Linked DNA regions of Mus musculus: region 2 is linked to region 1. Evidence: chromatin loops called from intact Hi-C (ENCODE). Cell type or tissue: left cerebral cortex. All regions are shown on one strand. Links, peaks and the distances in the headings refer to the core of each region. The heading gives the core; the rest is flanking DNA. Region 1 has its middle 110 kb from the start of Gm40124. Region 2 holds the start of Gm40124 (a long non-coding RNA gene).

Region 1 (5,382 bases), core at 215-5,214:
CCAAGCTGCAAATCTTTTAGCCCAAGCTAATAATTTCACCATTCCACTTTTTTAACCCTTCTGAACAGCCATTCCAGATGTCTCATCATGGCTTACCCCAACCACCTTTTCACCGGCTGTCCTTCCCTGTGGAATTACTCTTCCAATATCCTACCCACAGCCTCCCATCCACTCAGACATGCTTCTTCTTATCCTCCAAGATAGATTCAAATGTCACTCTTTGTATCTTTCTAATATTCTCCCCAGCCATTAGTTGTGTTTGAAGAGCATATTTGATGAATGGAGATGTAAATGATCATTCTGAGTGAGGCAAACCAGACCCAGAAAGATAAACATTTCATCTTCTCTCTCACATGTGGATGCTGTCATTGGATCTTACGATATGTGTCTGTAGAGTAGAGGGCTCTTATAAGTAAGAAGACATGGAGAGCATTCCAAAGGAGGGGGAAAACTGGTGATAAGAAGGGAGAAACAGGAAGAATGGAGCAAGTAAGATTTGGTAGAGTAGGAGATGGGAGGGCACGAGAGAGGACACTGTAGGGATAGCTAAAACTAAAGTCTGTTGGAAAAGCCACATTGAAGCTTTATTGTGGAAAGTTTTCAAAGTACATACATACATACAGAAAGTTTATATATAGTTACCCTACAATGAGGATGGGATGCCTCTCCTAGGTAATGTTAGCAAGTGAAAAGCCCCATGTCAGGTAAGAGTTACCTTTCTTCTAGTTGTCCGTTCCTTAGAGCCCACAACATTACATTGTTCTTGGCCATCCTCCAGAACTTGGTGGTAAGACCCTATTGCTAAAAATAACTATGTACTTGAATCATAGAACATAGAGAAACCACCTTGTTATCAACATAGAAACTCCATCTTTATTGATTGGCTTTCAGAGCTCTGGAAACTACCAAAGGCGGGGGTAGGGGGAGCAGTCAATAATCTTGCCCAGCTGTGAACCCCGTGAACTACAATAACTGGCCTGACAAGATAGGCCCACCAATGCAATAATGGTACAAATACTGTAAGAGTGACAAAAACTATATGATTATATTTAAGATACACTCCACAAAATGAAATGCATGGCAGCTATTATCACCTGGGCCAAGAACCTGTAGCTGAATAGATCATAGGCCCAAGGGGATTGCTTACTACTATTCTTCTGGTAAATGGACGTAGTGTTAAGCTGTCCCTAGGTATAAATACCTTTATGCATATGGATTACATATCGTTCACCTCTCTTTTTTTTCTGCAGATGATGATTGACACAGAGACATGCATGTTTTCTGCATGCAGAGAATAAGAGACTGGGAGTCGTCAGTACTATTGGGACATCAGTATGACACTCATCCTCCCAGTTCAAGGATCATCTTGGAAGAGGGAGTGCAAGGAGTGGAAGAGCCAGGGGCAGTAGAAATCTACAATACAATAATTTCCAAACATGGCAGGCCCATTACACTCATGAACTCATAGCAGCTTTGACTACAGGTACAAATCCTATACAAGACCAAGTCAGAGAAAATCCCAACCAAGATGGTGAAGTCAAAAAGTCTCACACTTGCTGAGGAGCTATTTGCAGTTGAAGTTGGCTGGGGAAGAAAGAATCAGTCTTCCCTAGCGATTTGATACAGGAGAAACAACCGGGATCCTGTAGATGGTCCTATACCATAAGCTCATTGACAGCACTAAATTGGACCAATAGAGTTTTTAAAATATGTTTTAATTGAACTGTAATTATATAACTTTCCTCCTCCATTTCCTCACTCCAGTGTCCCACACACAGCTGCCATCCCTCAAATTACTCCTATTGTCCCCAATTCTCAAGTTAATAGCCTCTTTTCCTTTGACTATTTTTGTTACATGCATATACGTGAGTGTATGAGTGCTTAAACAAAGGTGAGTATACCCTATTGATTCCAATTTGTTCTTTGAGTGTGTACGGCTGACCACTCTGCACAGGACAACCAGTAAGGGAGCCCATTTCTGGGAGAAGCTAACTCTCATTCTTCGAAAAGTCATTAATTGCCTGTAGTTTAGTGGTAAGAATCCACAAAAAGTTCCACCTTCCATATTACCATGCCCCTTGATGATGCCGTTGTTCTGGTCTGTTTATTCAGCCCTTTCTAAGAAAACCTTTTTCAGAGCAGACTTCCTAATAGTCTGGCTTTTACCATCTTTCCATCCCTCCTCCAAAATGTTTCCTGAGGCACAAATGCAGAAGCTCTGATATAGATATACCCATTGGACCTGGACTACACACAATTTGTTTGGTTCTTCATTGTATCCACCTGTGGCTTTCTGTGGTGGTCTCTATTTGCTGCAAAGAGATGCTTCTGTGATAAAGAATATAGCTAAACTTATCTGTGGGCATAAGGATGGTTAAGAACGTAGTAAAGAACGATGCTGTGACATTAAAATAGGCCATTCCACCCAGCTTATGTGGTGCTGGGGATGGAACTCAGAGTTTCAAGGATGCTACCCTTGCACTATGCAAATGGTTCCATGTCTTCAACCCCATAAATTAATCTCCTTCAGGAAGAACGCCTGCCTTGTGAGCACACGGCTTGTTTTCTTCATTCTCATTAGGTGGTTCTGCCACTGGAGGGTGCTGTTGTCGTGATGGTCCAAGCATTGGCATGGGATGGGATGATCTTTAACAATATTTTTACAATTGTTACTATTTTTTTAATAACTCCTACAAACCTTGCACGATGTATGCACAACAGTGGAAATCTAAACAGCATCCAACAACCTTGTTAGTTAATCAATAACCAGCAGCCATAAGACCAGGACTTCAATAAAGTTGTAGAATGGGTCATTCATTAGATTTAGACTCCACATTAGCATAGCTTGAATTTAATAGCTGTGATCCTTTTCTCTAGCAAGCTAATTACTAAGAACTATCATTCTTATTTTTGTTGGTTACTAAAACAGTTCCAAGGATGTACCTGCTGGGGAAGTGTGAGAATTCATAGAGGGCCGGTTTGAGTGGGTGCTGATCCCTAAAGAGAGAGAATAAGGAAAAGGGCTGCATTTCCCTGCCAAAGTTTTCTCTGAGTTACAATCATAAACTGTAGGCAAATGCTTTGACCTAAATATTTGGCTGCCTACCGACAGGCTCCATGGCAATGTGAGCCTCTTTACCTCAGAGCCCCAGAGAGACTGAGAAGGTCACACCAGCCCCATTCTCTTCTGGCAACTGCATTCATAATACTGTCTTCAGACCTGATCTAAAACTAAGGACAAATTGATTCCCGAAGAACAAAGTGTAATTAGGCCCTGTTTGTCATTTCACAAACATGAAAAAGAAATGAAAAGAGAAGGAAAGGGAAAAGAAACAGCCAAAAGAACGGGTGTTTCTCATTTCTCAATTTTCACCTCTCATATTCAAACTTTGTTTTGTTTTGCTTTTCTTCTCTAGTTATGGCTATGAGTGGAATGCAAAGCTGTCAACACAAGCTTCGCTACTGAGTGTTTAGTCAATGTCCTCCAAGCTCATGAGACACTGCACCAGGCTAGGACACCCACGTGTGTGTACCCCACCTCCACAAATGTCAAGACCCTAGGAGAAGTGCAGCTGCTGACAGGCCAGCCAGCAGCCTTGTCCAAAGCCTGAGGCTAGTATTATATCCACGGTCTCACCTGACTCAATAGGAATTCCCCTAGCTGGCTGCAGAGATGGGAGATGGAATCCTGACAGGCTTTTTCCCCCTTCAGAATCACCTATATACTATAGAAATGTGGACACAATATTTCCCGAAGGAACCACCTGAATCAACCTGGATTTCCAGAAAGTCAAGCCAAGGGGCACCCAGAAAATATATTTCAAGAAAAAATAAAGTATTCAAAAACAATGACTTCAGCATCTGGTGAGAACTTGCCATCATCCCCAATACACATTTTCTTTTTTCACATAAAATATGCATTCATGTGAATATTGGTTAAAATGATTACATTTGTAAAATAGAATTACATGGTGGTATATCTTTGAAACAAGAGAAAAAACTTATGCCTACATTGTGATTTCCAAAACGAGTAGAAAATACACATTTTTAGTACAATAGCCTGTCACAAAGTCAACTCCCTCAAAAGCATATTTGGAGACAAAAACAACAACAAACGTGATGTCATTGTGTCTGTTCATTGTATCCATAATAACTTCATAATCTTGTTATAATCACCTAATCCTAGAGCCCTTAGAAGCCAGTTTGGGGCTAAAAATGTGACCCAAGTGAAGGTTCTTCTGAGGGAACTGTTATTCAGGACAAATGTCTTGAATACAGAACACTTTAATAACCTGAGTTTCTCACAACTATAAACATGATTAGCTTGGGGGGCAAGTCTGAGTGATTCTTGATGAAAAAGTCCTGTCCTCTGGCCCATCTTTGTGTTGAAACAACCAGCAGTCACGGGAAATAGTCAGAGAAAGCTGAGGCTCAAACCTAACCTGTTTCACTTCCTTCTCAAAAAAAGTGATAATTCTGCTTGCTTTTGCCTAGCTGAAGGCTGAAATTAAACCTTCAAACAGGTGGCCAAACCCAAGATGACTTACAGCTATCCAGATCTGGCCCAGCGCCGCATGACCAGGAAAATAAAGCATCAACTATTCAGTTCAATCTACGTCTCAAGTGTCTCAAGCGCCGTGCGGCAGTTCAACACATGTGAGTCTTCTCTTTGGTGAGAGGGAAAGCTTGCAAAGATAGATGGTATCACCTGCAAAGTGAAAAGAGTGAGGGCCGAGGCCCATGGAGGCAGTTTAATCACGCACAAGCAGTTTATCATTGCACATAATAACACAGGGCCTTAAAACGCCGGCTCTGACACTCTCATTTGTCCTGTGATAGAGTGCTCACTGCGTGGGAATTTAATATCCCCAATGCAATCAAACTTGGAGACATAGAGAATGTGCCCATCATCTATAAGCCAGTAGTCACCTGCCAGCACTTGCTTTGCTCGCCAAGAAAGGGATGCTACAGGGAGTCGAAGTTTATGGCCCATGGAAAGATTCCCACGTGAGACTCGATGATACCCAGGCCCCAGCTAAGAGTGTGTGAGGCCCAAACATGGGCATCCTTTTCAACGCTGCACAGATAAATCTGTCTCTACATTGTGCTGAGACCCCGTCGAGATGCTATGCTGTCCATGAAGGGTGATCGCTGGTACACCGTTTTGAAATTCAGCCCAGAGGCAGAGTGCACAGTCTTCCACAAAACAAGGCTGCCCCGCTCATCTGTGGAGGCAACATAATACCTTCCCGTCGGTGTGTAGTCCCCAGGGAAGTCTCTGATGCTGTGAAAATCTCTTTTTCAATTGAAGCAAGCAAATCTCCTGATTTTGCTTCTCAAGATTAGCCTGGAACCAAATCTCTTGTTCCAGGAAAAGTAGGT
Region 2 (5,382 bases), core at 151-5,150, 110 kb after region 1:
GTCCCTCCCGCTCCAAACACACACACACACACACTAAAAGTAACTCTCAGACAAGCCCAGGTACCTGGAAAAAAGCAGAAATAAGACTAGCAGACTCAGAGATCAGCCAAACTAGAAGAAACAAAAAAACAGCTGAGCTTCCTTAAGAGGCTTAGATCACCTGAAAAGGGGACTCCCTCACCTGGTGAGCTAGTGTCCTGCAGCTTCCCAGAACTGGCTCCCACCCTGAGATGGAGTTTTGTGATGCAGCTTTCTTTGAGTGGTTTCTTTCTGTAACTGCTCACCATACTCCTGCAAGTAACACCAATAAAAAAGCCATTGGTTCACCAAACTTTGATGTGTTGTTCATTCCCTGTCTGGGTTATATAGATATTCAGATCTCTACCAATAAAATAAATAAATAAATAAATAAATAAATAAAGCCTGTCACCCAGCAATCTTTTGTTAGTGTCCTTCCACCCCCAAATATTCCTCCCATTGTATTCTTTCTCTCTTCCTTTCTATTAGTTGAATCTATTTCCTGACAGTTTCATACAAGTACATAGTTCATTTGGTTACTTGCATCCCTTCCACCCTCTCTTACTCTCCCATCCCTCCCTCTCCTCCGTACAAGTCCCTTACCAGCTCCTGGTATATTGTTCTGTTTTGTGAACCACTGATTTTAACCAGGGCTATCTGTGTGTCTGCAGAACTCTCCTCTGGAGCCTAGCTGGCTCACCTTGGGTACACAACTGAAGACAATGACTATCCCTTCCCAGAATCCACCAGTCACTGAGAACCTTTTCCTGTCCGTGGTTAGCTGTTGATAAGCCCAGTGTTGTGCAATCCCGTGCTGGCAGTCCTCTGTGCTGTGATATCACCTTTTGACATTCCTGTGCCCAGAAGATAGCGTTTCCCAGCTCCTCCCAGTCGTCCCCCCACCCCCACCCCCCAATCTTCCTGCCCTGAATGCTTTCCGCTTCTCCTTCCTGGGTGTTCCCTGGACCTTAGAGAAAACGATATAAATGTCCTGTCAAAAAACTTAATTAAAAATTTTTAAACAAATTTAAGGAAATGAAGCCTCACTGCCGTTGCTGTTGTTGTTTTAATTACACTTTTCTGAAGGGAGAATCTTTTAACTTGTTTTGGCCTGAAGTGTGCGGAATATAATTGCCTAGGATTCCCTAAACTACATTTCATGAACACGCACTGTAAGACGCCTATTACAAGTACAGCCCATTCTTTGGAGGAGTTTCACATTTTGTTCCGGAGACAGTTAAGACAAGTGCAAACCTTCAAGACATCTGTACCCCTTACCCGGGCCCCTATTTCCTGGCCTTGGTGTGCCTCATTATAAAGACCGGATATGCAGGCCAAGCAGAGAGAAGACTGGGAAGTCTCCTTCACTCTTCCTCGCACCCCCTACCCCTTGGCTCTTGTGGGAGGAAAAAAAAATCCCCTGGTGCAGGAAATGGGCCTGAAGCAATGAGACAGGTCCAGAGTAGAGGAGAAAGGAGCAGGGCACACAGGCCACACCAGACATCAAAATATTTTCAGTGCGGAAGGTGGTGGGGTCCTACGGAGGAAGTTGGGTGGAGAGACATTCCCTGCTTGCACTCGGCGGTGAACCTGGCTAAGGCTGCAGAGCATTGCAGATCCAAAACCGCAGCTGCTGGTGCTGCGGATCTAACGTCTTTTCGGGCGGGGGTGGGGGTGGTGGTGGTGGGAGCTCATCAACTCGAAAAACTTTATGAAAACCTGACGCGTGGGAAAAGAACAAAGGAAAGTCGAGAGGCTCATGTATATCAAAGGAAAGGGACTCGGAGAAATACTGGGGGGGGGGGGGGGGAGGAAAAATTCATCCCTAAATGCTTCCGAATCCTAGATGCTGAAGCAGCCTCCTCCGTCGATGCAGCTGTGACTTTGGATGTCTCCTTCTCTTTAACTGCCGCTTTGATACCGCTGCCTTTTGAAGTCTCTTTTTATATATTTTGTGATTTACTTGGGCAATGGATGGAACTTGCTGTGGCTGCTGTTTACCATCGCATTGGGCTCTGCAGTTTGGGAAGGCAAAAGGCAGGTCCGCGGTCGCCCTCTCCTGGTGAAGCCGCGGAACTTCGGAGAGGAGATCTGAGAAGATTAATTTTGTTTGGTTCAGCAACTTTTTTTATTAAAGTTTACCCCCTTAAATATACTCATCAAGCTTTAACATTAGCCAGAGTCTCTTGGAGGACTCCTAAAAGCTAGAAGCCTCGGTTCCACCCACAGAGTTTCCACTGCGTCTTGGGTGGAGCACAATAATTTGCATTTCTAGCGAGTTCCCAGGCAAGTTGGCAAAAGCACTACTCTCAGAACCACTTCCTTGTCCACAAGTCACTGGGCAGGATGAGAGAGCATTTTACTAAGCCGCTGGTCCTTAGTCTGTAGGAGAAGGACTCTGGGAAATGAGCAAAATGAAGAACGTGGCTCTTGCTAGGGTGTTGTAAGAAGTGAAGCGTTCCCTCACACTAGGTTCATGAGTGGAGCCACTGTAACAAATATTAACAAGAGAAAGCATACCAACTTATGTAATACGAGTTCATGTGACCTCAGAATTTTCAGAATGGAAGTCCACTGCAGTAGGGTAACCTGTGTGTTCTTTTTTTTAAGATTTATTTGTTTATTTTATGAGTACACTGTAGCGATACACATGGTTGTAAGCCACCATGTGGTGTCTGGGATTTGAACTCAGGACCTTTGGAAGAGCAGTCAGCGCTCTTACCCGCTCAGCCATCTCACCAGCCCCAACCTGTGCGTTCTTTAAATAATTATTTTGGTTTTTTTAATCATGTATGTCTGTGTGCATGAAGGCAGAGATCAGAGGAATAGATTCCTTAGAGCTGGAGTTCTGTTGTGAAGCAACTGACACTGGCGCTGGAAATCAAACTCCCGTCCTCTGAAACAACAATACGCTCTTAACCCCTGAGTCACCTCTCCAGACCCTAAAATCTGTGTATTTTACTGTGTTGGTGTGAAGAAGAGGGGACAGTGGTGGAAATCAGGATGGGACAGGAGCTCCGACCTAAAGATAATAAAGAAGGGGAAACGCTGTCCTGTTGAGACCCCTTGTGTCTTCAGCTTCTTTGTTTCCAGTAAAGATTGACAATCCATCCCATAACCTTCCTGGGAGAAAGGCCAGAAAACTCTTTGTAGGTTTTAGGATCTTTGTCAAGTAAGATAAAAAAGGAAGACTCCATTCATGTCATGATATGCTGTCGCCAGCATTTTATCACATGCCCAGGCGCCTATATTTAGGAAGTGTGTTCTGAACTCCATCAGTGTCATGAACACGGGTCTCTTACCCAGAAGCCAGTGCACTATCCATTAAAGCACAATGTATTGAGCTGTAACCCTAATACAAGTCAGATGTCAATCACTCCCATCCCTGCCACCTAAGAGGAAAAGCAAGCGTGTGTGCCTCCAAACACTGCTGAGATGGCTGACTCAGCAAGCAGCGCCCATCCCCACCTTCTGATCCCATCCATTCAGCAACTCCCGCCTCCCATATGAACCACTGCACACAAGCACCCAGTGATCGAAACATGGCCTATGAGACTTCAATGGCTGGAAGGACTGTGCAGTGGGCAGGGGCAACTGTAAGAAAGCTAAATCTTTGCTTGTTGCTTTAACCATCTGCTGGATTCTCATTGCCCTGGGGAAGGCTCTTTGGGCTTGGCAATGCAGTCACACCCCTGAACTTCCCCTTTCTTCTCATTTTATGCTCTGCCCGCTCTAATTATAACTTCCCTCTCCCCTTTTGACCCTTTGCACCTGTGTGTCAGCTACCTGAGCCTCTGATACGTCTCACCAGCACACTTATTTGAACAACTTGGTCTCGTCTGTCAGGATTCAGCTTAGATGTTGGAGAAAAGACTTATCTTCACCATCGTGAATTTCGTGACTAAGAACCCTACATCAAAAGATAGATTAATTAGAGAAATGAGTACATAGTTACTTAATAAAAGTTTGATGTGGGAGCTGGAGAGATGGCTCAGAGATGGTTAAGAGCACTGACTGCACTTCCAGAGGTCCTGAATTCAATTCCCAGCAACCACATGGTGGCTCAAAACCATCTGTAATGGGATCTGATGCCCTCTTCTGGTGTGTCTGGAGATAGCAGCAATGTACTCATATTCATAAAATAAATAATTCTTTAAAAAAAAAGTTTGATGTGGCCCAGGAGCCTTCAGAAACTAAGCCTCCACAGGACATCGTCTACCCACCACTTGGGAGACAGAGGCAGGGGGATTGGGAATCCATGGTCACCCAGGTCATCCACACCCTCATAGAGGACTCAAGGCCAATCTGGGCTATGTGTGACCTAGGAGAAAGATGTGGGAGGGAAAGACTGGAAGGAGGGAGGGAAGAATAGAGAGAGAAAGGGAGAGAGGAAAGGAGGAAGGGAGGGGGAGAGAGGATGGAGGAAGAAACAGAGGGGAGGAAAGGAGAGACATTAAGACTCAGAGGTACAGGAAAACCTGTGTGTTCTTACGAACAAGGAGGTATGAGCTGATAGTAAACTGTAGGGAACCTAGCCAGGCATATATGCTCAGACTTCTTTCTATGTATTTGTGTTTCCAGAAATAACAATATGACATCGCTCTGGCACAAGGGTTTTATGAGCTATTTTAAGGCCAAGCCAGTTGGACTTTATAGAGTACTCGGGAGCTGGGGTCAAGAGTGAGAGGGGAATTCTTTCTAGAGTCTATGACCTGTTCTTGTTTTCTGAAATGCTAGGATACAGTTATTCCAGAGTGCCATACGCAGACTCAACCAACTTCCAAGACAATTGAGTTTATGGCAACTCATTGTGGCACTGCCTAGTTCCTAAGTGGTGCCTCCTCAAGATGCGACCCAGGAGCCACCAACTCCTCTAGATGCTTGCCCCCCAGGGAAATGTGACCTTTTCACCTTTGTCCTTTTGCTTTCAGTACACCATCCATGACCTAAAAGACCCTCAAGATGAGGTGAGTTGGGAAAAAAAAAAAACAACTTGAATATCTTCCAAATATCTCTGCCTCCTGTCCTCTAGCAAGTCACACACAGTGCTTATGACAAGATATCAGATGTGCTCCTTGTTTTGCCCCAGCTTACGTAGGCGTGCTACGAGAAGGTGTCTGATCTCATCCGGGACACATTTTCAAGATACATGTGCCTCACAAGCTGAAATTCCTTGAGGGTTCTCATGATAACCCAGAAGTTATGGTAGCTTATGCCTGTAGTCAGAAGATTTGGGACATGTAATCAGGAGGATTGCTGTGAGTTCAAGGCCAGCCTGGACTACATAGTGAATGTCATAGTAAATGAAGATACAAAGATTATGTCTCAAAAAAAAAAAAAAAAACACCAACTATACATGCCACA

What was found. Peaks named below come from ENCODE experiments on the same cell type or tissue, not always from the same donor. Only the 100,000 strongest peaks of a DNase experiment are listed, where the experiment ranks them.
Region 2: it touches region 1 in a loop (10-fold over the local background); 10 of 42 quality-filtered maps call a loop at or near these places.

Annotation. Positions count from the first base shown.
Region 1 is chr3:115,527,515-115,532,896 of GRCm38, forward strand. No RefSeq gene overlaps it. Among named protein-coding and RNA genes, the nearest start is that of Gm40124, 110 kb to the right of the region's middle. In left cerebral cortex, for the core only: a CTCF peak has its summit at 2,579 (motif pointing right); DNase peaks (open chromatin) are centred at 2,592 and 3,069.
Region 2 is chr3:115,640,817-115,646,198 of GRCm38, forward strand. Gm40124 (a long non-coding RNA gene) reads right to left here and starts at 910. Exons shown (of 3, transcript XR_867569.1): 1 at 622-910; 2 at 182-291. In left cerebral cortex, for the core only: CTCF peaks have their summits at 2,074 (motif pointing left) and 4,105 (motif pointing left); DNase peaks (open chromatin) are centred at 1,303, 1,609 and 2,049; H3K4me3 peaks cover 1,092 bases; H3K27ac peaks cover 727 bases.